2 separate regions of the Homo sapiens genome follow, and region 2 is linked to region 1. A link is an interaction called in ENCODE POLR2A ChIA-PET data of the cell type or tissue named here. Cell type or tissue: K562. All regions are shown on one strand.

The links. ChIA-PET counts read pairs that join two places held together with the same protein. Peaks named below come from ENCODE experiments on the same cell type or tissue, not always from the same donor. Only the 100,000 strongest peaks of a DNase experiment are listed, where the experiment ranks them.
Region 2: POLR2A ChIA-PET joins it to region 1 with 6 read pairs; 2 of 35 experiments call an interaction of 5 or more read pairs at or near these places.

The regions. Positions count from the first base shown.
Region 1 is chr22:20,970,700-20,975,699 of GRCh38, forward strand. AIFM3 (AIF family member 3) reads left to right here. Exons shown (of 21, transcript NM_001386814.1): 3 at 2,608-2,821; 4 at 3,059-3,168; 5 at 3,364-3,473; 6 at 3,553-3,597; 7 at 3,826-3,922; 8 at 4,005-4,117; 9 at 4,993-5,000. Among named protein-coding and RNA genes, the nearest start is that of AIFM3, 5.9 kb to the left of the region's middle. RefSeq lists a silencer at 1,209-1,400. In K562, no CTCF peak of the experiment used is centred here; DNase peaks (open chromatin) are centred at 784, 1,922 and 3,025; H3K27me3 peaks cover 3,868 bases.
Region 2 is chr22:20,812,191-20,817,190 of GRCh38, forward strand. It overlaps PI4KA (phosphatidylinositol 4-kinase alpha), which reads right to left. Exons shown (of 55, transcript NM_058004.4): 8 at 1,168-1,316. Among named protein-coding and RNA genes, the nearest start is that of SERPIND1, 41 kb to the left of the region's middle. In K562, no CTCF peak of the experiment used is centred here; no DNase peak of the experiment used is centred here.

The DNA.
Region 1 (5,000 bases):
ATCTGCCTGCCTCGGCCTCTCAAAGTGCTGGGATTACAGGCATGAGCCATCATTCCCGGCCAACTGGCAATTTTTAAATTTTTTGTAGAGACTGCATCTCACCCTGTTGCCCAGGCTGGTCTTGAACTCCTGGACTCAAGCGATCCTCCTGCCTTGGCCTCCCAAAGTGTTGGGATTACAGGCATGAGCCACCACACCTGGCCTTCTCTCCATTTTATAATAAAGGCATCTTAAGGCCCAAAGGGGCTAAGGCAGGTCTTATGGGCAGCCAGAAGTCATGGAGCTGGGGCTGATCCAGTTTTGTGGGTGAGCAGAGACGCCTCTCCCCTCTACCTTTCCAAAGGGCCCCTGACTTAATGGCTTCCATTAGACTGCATCAGTGAGTGGGCTTGGAGCCTTCTGGGAGGAGGTGGAGGATGAGAGCAGCCTGGCTTGGCATTATCTGGCCCCCCTGCCAGGCTATTTGTGAGCTCCCACAGCTTCCACAGCTGGTGTCAGCTAAGTCCAAAGTATTTCTCTTTTTAATTCTTCCAAAAACATTCTAACACCATTACATAAGGTATAGAAAATGGAATGAAAGCCCCACCCATAACCCCCCACCTGATACGATGGCCTCAGTGTGGCTCTGTGCTCTGCATCCTCCCTGCTGGGCTGGGGTCAAGGAACTGACCTTTTCTTTGCCCCTGTGCCCTGCTATGCCTGGGCCTGAGCTGAGGGCTGGGACTTGGGGCTGGGGAGGGGACCTGGCCAGCGTGGAGGATTTAGCAGAGCATGAGATGATGGATGGGCTGGGCAGCCAGGAGAGGCAACTCCTGAGCCTTGTCTGGGTAGATAGGAAGGATGGCAGCCCCAGCCCAGGGGACAGCTCAGGCAAAGGCCTGGAGGTGCATCTCGGCAGCCTCTCTGGGTTCTTGGTTTCTGGAGTGTCAGTTCTGAGGTGGAAGGGATGAGAGGTAAAACCCAGAGGTGCTGGTGCCTTGGGAAGTGAGAGAGGTACCTCCTGCTCCAGCATCGGGCCCATGCTGTGCCAGGGGCTTAGTGTCCATCACTCAGCTTCCTCCCTGCAGCAGCAGCCTGGGAGGCCAGATTATTGCTGCTAAAAATTCTGTTTATTGTTCCCTTCTAATTAGAAAAATATCCCAGGCACATCACAGGGAATTTGGAAAATGTGCAAAAGTATAAAGAAGAAAATGGCAATCTCTGGCTCACTCCCCGCTAGAGCTGGCCCCGTGGGCACGCTGGGGAAGTGGCTCTGTATGGAGGCTGTGGGGGGGGGGGGCTGTGCCCCCTCTGTGCCATCCACATGCATTCCCATGCTCAGGTTCACCCCCAGGGCACACGAGGACACTGAAAACCCAGCACCTGGTTAGTGATGAAGGATTCTCAAATTGGTGAGAAGAGCTATTTTGAGAAGTTGAAATCGGGCCGGGAGTGGTGGCCCACGCCTGTAATCCCAGCATTTTGGGAGGCCGAAGCGGGTGGATCACCTGAGGTCAGGAGTTCGAGACCAGCCTGACCAACATGGAGCCCTGTCTCTACTAAAAATACAAAAATTAGTCAGGTGTGGTGGCACACGCCTGTAATCCCAGCTGCTCAAGAGGTTGAGGCAGGAGAATCGCTTGAACCTGGGAGGGGGAAGTTGCAGTGAGCCAAGATCGCACCATTGCACTCCAGCCTGGGCAACAACAGCGAAACTCCATCTCAAAAAAAAAAAAAAAAGAAGAAGTTGAAATTATGCTGTGAATTATGCTGTGTACATTTTTTTTAATTTTTGAAAAAAATTCAAATATATGGGAAAGTTGTAAGACTAGAACAATGAACCCTTGACTTCCTGTCACCCAGATTCACTGGCTGGGAACTGAGCTGCTGCCACTTTTGAATTCCTGTATGTACATGAGTCATACCCTGAGATGTCAGGGACATTGTCATTGTCCATCAGAAGATGCAGGACTGTAGGGCCTCAGGGTTCTTTCTGCCACAGAGGTTTCTGCAGCCAGGAGAACTGCAGGGTCGAAGGAACTCAGCTCTGTGTCCCCCTCACTAACACTGTAATTGAAAAAGGAGGCGGGGTGTGGTAGCTCAAGCCTGTAATCCCAGCACTTTGGGAGGCTGAGGCGGGCAGATCACTTGAGGTCAGGAGTTTGAGACCAGCCTGGCCAACATGGCAAAACCCTGTCTCTACCAACCCTGTCACGCCACACCTCTGGCGTGGTGGTATGCACATGAAGTCCCAGCTACTGGGGAGGCTGAGATGGGAGAATCACTTGAACCCAGGAGGCAGAGACTGCAGCGAGCCGAGATTGCATGACTGCACTACAGCTTGGGCGACAGAGTGAGACCCTGTCTCAAAAAAAAAAAGAAAAAAGAGACATGCAGAAACGAATTCAAGCAGACCCGGGAGCACCCCCACCCATCCATGCCCCTCCGCTGCTTCGTGCCAGGTTTAAGGCTCTTTGCTGGGCTGGTGGTGCAGAGGGAATTCTGGGGAGGTTGCCAGGCAGGGCTGAGCCTCCTGGCACCCCGAGGAGCTGGCCTCTGCACCCAGCTTGAGGGATGGGGGAGGAAGTTGGCTGAGGTGGGGGGCTCAAGGCGCTGCCTTGCCCACAGTGGAGCTCAAGATCGAGGTGGTGCTGCCTGAGAAGGAGCGAGGCAAGGAGGAGCTGTCGGCCAGTGGGAAGGGCAGCCCCCGGGCCTACCAGGGCAATGGCACGGCCCGCCACTTCCACACGGAGGAGCGCCTGTCCACCCCTCACCCCTACCCCAGCCCTCAGGATTGCGTGGAGGCTGCTGTCTGCCACGTCAAGGACCTCGAGAATGGCCAGTGGGTTCTGGGCTTGCCTGGGAGCGGGGATCAGGGGTCCCAAGGTGGGAGGGTGAGGGGGCCATAGCCGGGGGTCGGGGTTGGCCTGAAGGGGCTATGACCAGCTGCTGCCCTGGTCACTGCCTTTGTGGCTTCTACCGGTCTGGGCCTGCTCCCCAGAAGGCTGGACACTGGGAGGAGCTGCCAGGAGGTTGTGCCTGGTGTCTGGCCTGACCTCTGAGTGCTGCGGTTCCCCAGGATGCGGGAAGTGGAGCTGGGCTGGGGGAAGGTGTTGCTGGTGAAGGACAATGGGGAGTTCCACGCCCTGGGCCATAAGTGTCCGCACTACGGCGCACCCCTGGTGAAAGGTGAGCTGTCAGGTGGGAGGCGTGAGGGGGACCTTCCAGGCCCCATGCCAGCTTGGCTCCTCCCCAGACCCCAGGATCTTCATCTATTAGTGAAGTCTCCTGGGCTGTGGGGAGGGGCCCGCAGTTGCCGGGGCACTGAGATCCTTGGGAAGCAACCCCTGCTGGTGGGCGCAGCCTAACACCTCCCCTTCCCAGGCGTTCTGTCCCGTGGTCGGGTGCGCTGCCCCTGGCACGGCGCCTGCTTCAACATCAGCACTGGGGACCTGGAGGACTTCCCTGGCCTGGACAGTCTACACAAGTTCCAGGTGGGGCCAGGAGTGCGATGGGGTGGGAACCTGGGGGTGTGGGGTTCGGGGCTGGTCCTGAGCAATGCAGCCCTTGCAGGTGAAGATTGAGAAGGAGAAGGTGTACGTCCGGGCCAGCAAGCAGGTGAGGGGATAGCTCGGGGCTCAGGCAGAAGGGAGGAGCCGGGAGGGCATCTTGGCCCAGAGAATGCCATGTGCAAAGCCCTGTGGTGGGAGGAGCTTGGCACGTGTCACTGGAGCAGAGTGAGGGGTTGCGGTAGGGATGAGGCTGGGCTGGAGCGCCAGGACCTGCCTGCCAGGATGATGGCATGCAGAGGATGGCAGTGACCCTCCACCCTCCTGGCACCCACAGGCCCTACAGCTGCAGCGAAGGACCAAGGTGATGGCCAAGTGTATCTCTCCAAGTGCTGGGTACAGCAGTAGCACCAATGTGCTCATTGTGGGTGCAGGTTGGTAGTGGGGTCATGAGGGGCAGGGTGGGAGATGGGATTGGTGAGAAGTGGTTCCTGGCCCACGGGCCCCTCCCCTCAGGTGCAGCTGGCCTGGTGTGTGCAGAGACACTGCGGCAGGAGGGCTTCTCCGACCGGATCGTCCTGTGCACGCTAGACCGGCACCTTCCCTACGACCGTCCCAAGCTCAGCAAGGTACAGGGGGTGGGGCAAGTAGGGACCCTATCCCTCTGGGTCCCAGTTAAGCCCACTTCAAGCCTTGCTTGTCACCCCATTGGGGTCTGGCCGGCTGCCCTCCCTGCTTATGCCAGGCCTGTCCGTGGTACCCCCAAAAGATCTAGATTTGTTGTTGTTGTTTTGAGACAGGGTCTCACTCTGTCGCCCAGGCTGGGATGCAGTGGCGCCTTCTCGGCTCACTGCAACTTCCACCTCCTGGGTTCAAGCGATTCTCATGCTTCAGCCTTCCGAGTAGCTGGGATTACAGGTGTGCACCACCACCATGCCTGGCTAATTTTTTGTATTTTTAGTAGAGATGGGGTTTCACCATGTTGCCCAGACCAGTCTTGAACTCCTGAGCTCAGCCCATCCGCCCACCTCAGCCTCCCAAGGTGCTAGGATTACAGGTGTGAGCCACTGCACCTGGCTTTTCTTTTTTTGAGACAGAGTCTTGCTCTGTCACTCAGGCTGGAGAGCAGTGCCTGTCTCACGGCTCACTGCAGCGTCGACCTCCACCTCCCGGGCTCAAACGATCCTCCCACCTCTGCCTCCCGGGTAGCTAGGACTACAGGCGCGCACCACCATGCCTGGCTAATATTTTGTATTTTTTGTAGAAATGAGGTCATTTTTGTCATGCTGCCCAGGCTGGTCTTGAACTCCTGGTTCAAGCGATCCTCCTGTCTCAGCCTCCCAAAGTGTTGGGATCACAGGCATGAGTCACTGCGCCTGGCCAGATCTGGGTTTGCTGAGTTCTGTCCTGCAGCCCCTATGTGACTGGGGCTGGCCCCACCTTCCCTGGGCCCCAGTGTCTTCTGCTGTAAACTGGCTCCTCTCAAGCTGGCTCTCCCCTGCAGTCCCTGGA
Region 2 (5,000 bases), 160 kb before region 1:
TCTGGGGCACTGACACTGAGAAGCAGTTTAGGTAGTTTTCCTTCTTGACAGCAACTTCAAAAACATCCTAGCCTATTTAGTAATTCATTATGGTTCCATCCTCATTAATTATTACCTATGTTGTAATGTCTTCTTACATCTTCAGCCTGAAGCCATTCTCTGAGGGATTTCTATTCACACTCCACACAGCAGGGAGGTGGCCACTCCTCAGCACATGCTCCATGCTATCCAAATTGTTCTCATTTCCAAGACAGCAAGCCCAATCTTGAGAGTCTGGCCTTGATGACATCATCACCCGTACCTATTCAAATCTGTCTTGAACCATCCTAGCTTGATTGTAACAACTTCAGGGCCCCTGGATCTTTATTTTGTAATTTTTTTTGAGATGGAGTCTCACTCTGTTGCCCAGGCTGGAGTGCAGTGCTGCGATGTTGACTACTGCAACCTCCACCTCCAAGGTTCAAGCGATCCTCCTAACTCTGCCTCCTGAGTAGCTGGGATTACAGGGATCCACTACCATGTACAGCTAAAGTTTTGTGTTTTTTAGTAGAGATGGGATTTCACCATGTTGGCCAGGCTAGTCTCGAACTCCTGACCTCAAGTGATCCGCCCACTTTGGCCTCCCAAAGTTGGGATTACTGGCATGAGCCACGGCGTCCAACCAGGGTCCCTGAATCTGACCAAAGCTCTGGCCATTTAAGGAATCGAACAATGGCCCTGGTGTTTTCTCTGGTATCACCCTCAATGTCATCCAAAGGTACCCAAATATGAAAAAGTCAGGTTTTGTTATTAACCCAAATAGAGCCACCCCTTAGAGGAAGTCAAGCCCAGGAAAAGCACTGGACTTGGAGTCAGAATCCCTGGACTGGATGCAGCCCAGCTGCTGGCCTACATATCCATGACGTGTTTGACACCGATTTCCTGACCTCCAAATGGGGATGCATGGGTGCCTCCCCAACATGGTTGCTCAAGAATGAAATGAGAAACCAGTATACAATGATTCCATGAATGTTACTCTACTTCCTTCATTAATCTGCAAGTTTATGACTATTAAATTGTACTTTGAAATACTGGTACTCTGAGTTTTTCTTTTAAAAATACAAGTTTCACCACTAGCAATTTTACTGACATATCCATGGTCTGTTCATCCATCAGTTCTTTGCTTACCAGGTTTAAGAGTTCCCGAAGCATTTCCAATGGAATGTTAAACTCCTTATATGTGACACCGTTGAAAAGGGGAGAGACTGAGAAGCTGGAGCTGATGGTTGAAAAGTAGTACTCAGGCTCTAGGGCAGTCCCATCGGGCAAGCAGGAGGCTGGTGGGAGATAAAGCTGGAAACTCAGCCGTGGTGACAGGCAACTAGGGTACTTCCTCAAGCTGACTCCCCCAATAACCAACAAAGGTGCAGATTTTGCCTTTATTTATATCCCAATTCTCTGCATGTTTTTAAATTAACAACTACAGGGTAGATTGCAAATCCTTGGGGACTGATGCCCCTCACCTGTGTCTTTCAGGTCAAAGACTCAGATATGATGGTCCTAATATTTCCATCTTAGACAATATAACTTAGTATGTGGGAAGTGAAAAAAGAATTGTATCTTTTTTATTTTTATTTTTATTTTTTTGAGACAGAGTCTCGCTCTGTTGCCCAGGCTGGAGTGCAGCAGTGTGATCTCAGCTCACTGCAACCTCTGCCTCCCAGGTTCAAGCAATTCTCCTGCCTCAGCCTTCCGAGTAGCTGGAATAACAGATGCCCGTCGCCACACCTAGGTAATTTTCGTATTTTTAGTAGAGATGGCGTTTCGCCATGTTGGCCAGGCTAGTCTCGAACTCCTGACCTCAAGTGATCCACCTGTCTCGGCCTCCCAAAGTGCTGGGATTACAGGCGTGAGCCACCATGCCCAGCAGAAATACACCTTTTTAAAGGTGAAGAGATATGAAAGCTTGGGGTCCACAGGGCCTCAGAGATATTTTCTCACCAAAATTAGAAAAAAAAATGCACACTACTAGAAGTTTCAAAGTCAGAGCAACTAAGTGAAATACACCTGTCACTAAAAGACAAATACTGTACGATCCCACTTATTAGAGGAACTTAAATCATACATAGAGGTAGAATGGTAGCTATCAGTGACTGGGGGAAGGGGAAATGGGGAATAATTGATGTATAGTTTCAGTTTCACGAGATGAAAAGAGTTTTTGAGATGAATTGTAGTGATAGTTGCACAATATTATAAATGTATTCAATACTACTAAACTATACACTTTAAAATAATTAAGGCCAAGCATGGTGGCTCATGCCTATAAACCCAGAGTTTTCGAAGGCTGAGGTGGGAGGATTGCTTGAGTCCAGGAATTCAAGACCAGCCTGGGCAATATAGGGAGATCCTGTCTCTACAAAAAATAAAAATTAGCCGGATACAGCACCATGGGCCTATAGTCCCAGCTACTCAGGAAGCTGGAGCAGGAGGGTTGCTTGAGCCTGGGAGGTCGAGGCTACAGTGGAGCTATGAATTTGTCACTGCACTCCAGTCTGGGTAACAGAGTAAAATCCTGTATTAAAAAAAAAAAATGACATAGCAAATTTTATGTTATGTGTATTTTACCACAATAAAAAAAAAAGAAGGAAAAAAATCAACAAAAATAAAGTCATTCAGTCATTTGACATTTAATAAATATAAACCCAGACCCAATGCAGTGGCTCACACATGTAATCCCAGCACTTTGGGAGGCTGAGGTGGGAAGATCGCCTCATCCCAGGAGTTTGAGACCAGCCTGGGCAACACGACGAGACCCTGTCTCTACATAAATAAAATTATTTTAAATTAAAATAGAAATATAGTAAATAGGAACCCAAAAGCATATAATTGTTTGAAAATCCATTATTTAGAAACTATAATAGAAAACTATGAGGCCAGGTGTGGTGGCTCACGCCTGTAATCCCAGTACTTTGGGAGGCCGAGGCGGGTGGATCACAAGGTCAAGAGATTGAGACCATCCTGGCAAACATGGTGAAACGCTGTCCCTACTAAAAATACAAAAATTAGCTGGGCGTGGTGGCACGTGCCTGTAATCCCAGCTACTTGGGAGGCTGAGGCAGGAAAACTGCTTAAGCCCGGGAGGCTGAGGTTGCAGTGAGCCAAGATTGCACCACTGCACTCCATTCTGGTGACAGTAGGAGACTGCGTCTCAAAAAAAAAAAAAAAAAAAAACAAATCAAAACAAACAAACAAAAAACTATGATTGAAAAACAGATGAATTTGTAATATTTTCATAAGACAGTATCAATTCATAAAGAAGTGAATACTAAATTTTATGACTTTTTCAAGCACTAGAGAACAGACTCAAAGAGTTTAGTTTAGCTCCAGTTGTGTCAAAGCTGGTATCTCACAGCTGGCAGCACACTGCCAATCTGTCTAAAGAGGACGCAAACCAGCAACTTACAGCAGAAAGGATGGGCAACAATACCACTGGGAGCTGAGACGCCAAGAGGCCAACATAAGAAATGGCCACTGAAAGAGGGAACAAGTAAGGAAAGAAGGGAGGGAGAAACAGCCGGATTAAAAAGGGTAGATGAGGGAGAAGGGAAGGTTGTGATTATCGGGCACTTCTCAGAAAGACACCATGAAATATGGGCTAAGTCCTGTGTGGCTGAACCCCACAGAGGACACAGATGATGGCAAACGACAGGGGCTGCAGGAACTAGGGACCTAACATTTGGGATTTACGCAGGGGGTGTCATTGAAACTTCTTTTTTTTTTTTCCTGTGAGACAAGAGTCTCACTCTGTTGCCCAGGCTGCAGTGCAGTGTCACGATGTCTGCTCACCGCAACCTGCGTCTCCCAGGTTCAAGTGATTCTCATGTCTCAGTCTCCTGAGTAGCTGGGATTATAGGTGTGAGCCACTGCACCCGGCTAATTTTTGTATTTTTAGTAGAGATCGGGTTTTGCCATGTTGGCCAGGCTGGTCTCGAACTCCTAGTCTCAAGTGATCCACCTGTCCCAAAGTGCTGGGATTACAGGTGTCAGCCACTGTGCCCAACCTGAAAGTTTTTAAGCAGGAAAAGAAGTGATCAAATTTGCGCTATTAAAAATAATTCTTATTTATTTTTTATTTTATTTAGTTTTTAAGGGTCTCACTATGTTGCCCAGGCTAGTCTCAAACTCCTAGGCTCAAGCAATCCTCCTACATGGGCCTCCCAAGGTGCTGTGATTACAGGCGTGAGCCACATCTCCTGGCCTAAAAACAATTCTTAAAAACTAAATTCTTACAGCAGTTTGGAAGAGGGCCTGGGAAGGGAGATAGAAGGACCGGCTGTAAGAAAAGTCTTAGTATGTGGTGTTGTATACCTGAAGTCCCAGCTACTTGAAAGGGCAAGGCCAGAGGATCATTATGACTGCACCCCTGCACTCCAGCCTGGGTGACAGAGCAGGACCCCAACTCAAAAAAAAGAAAAAGTCCAAGTAAAACAGGTAGTTTGAGAGGAAACTCAGAAGGCACAGGGTCTGCTGCTGTCTGTCCTACAGTGAGGCATTTCAGAGAGCAGGGCTCGCTTGTCTCGTCACCACTACAGGCAAAGTGGGCGGCAGCCAAGTCTGATGGAGTGATACGTGGGGATCTCGCAGTCAGCCACATTAGTGTGCTCCCATCTGCCACTTACTGGATGTGCTCAAAGTGGGGCAGCGGTCATGGAGAGGAGCCCTCACCACAGAGGGTGGACAATGAGCTGTTTACCAGGAAAAGGGAAGCCTCCAAGGGCACATCATGGCCATCCTAAAATGCCCCAAAGGCAGGCAGGTGGCAGTGAGATTTTCAGAGCCTGGAGGAATACATTCTATACTTAAACAAGGAGTTGTCTCTAAGAGGTGCGATTCTGAGTGGCTGAAATTAGCTCTTATATTCTAACACATATATAGAATGTAACCTGTTACATTCTCACAGATCTAAGAGATGGAAAGCTTCCTACATTTATGTAAGCCCAGATATTCCCTTTTTCCTTCAA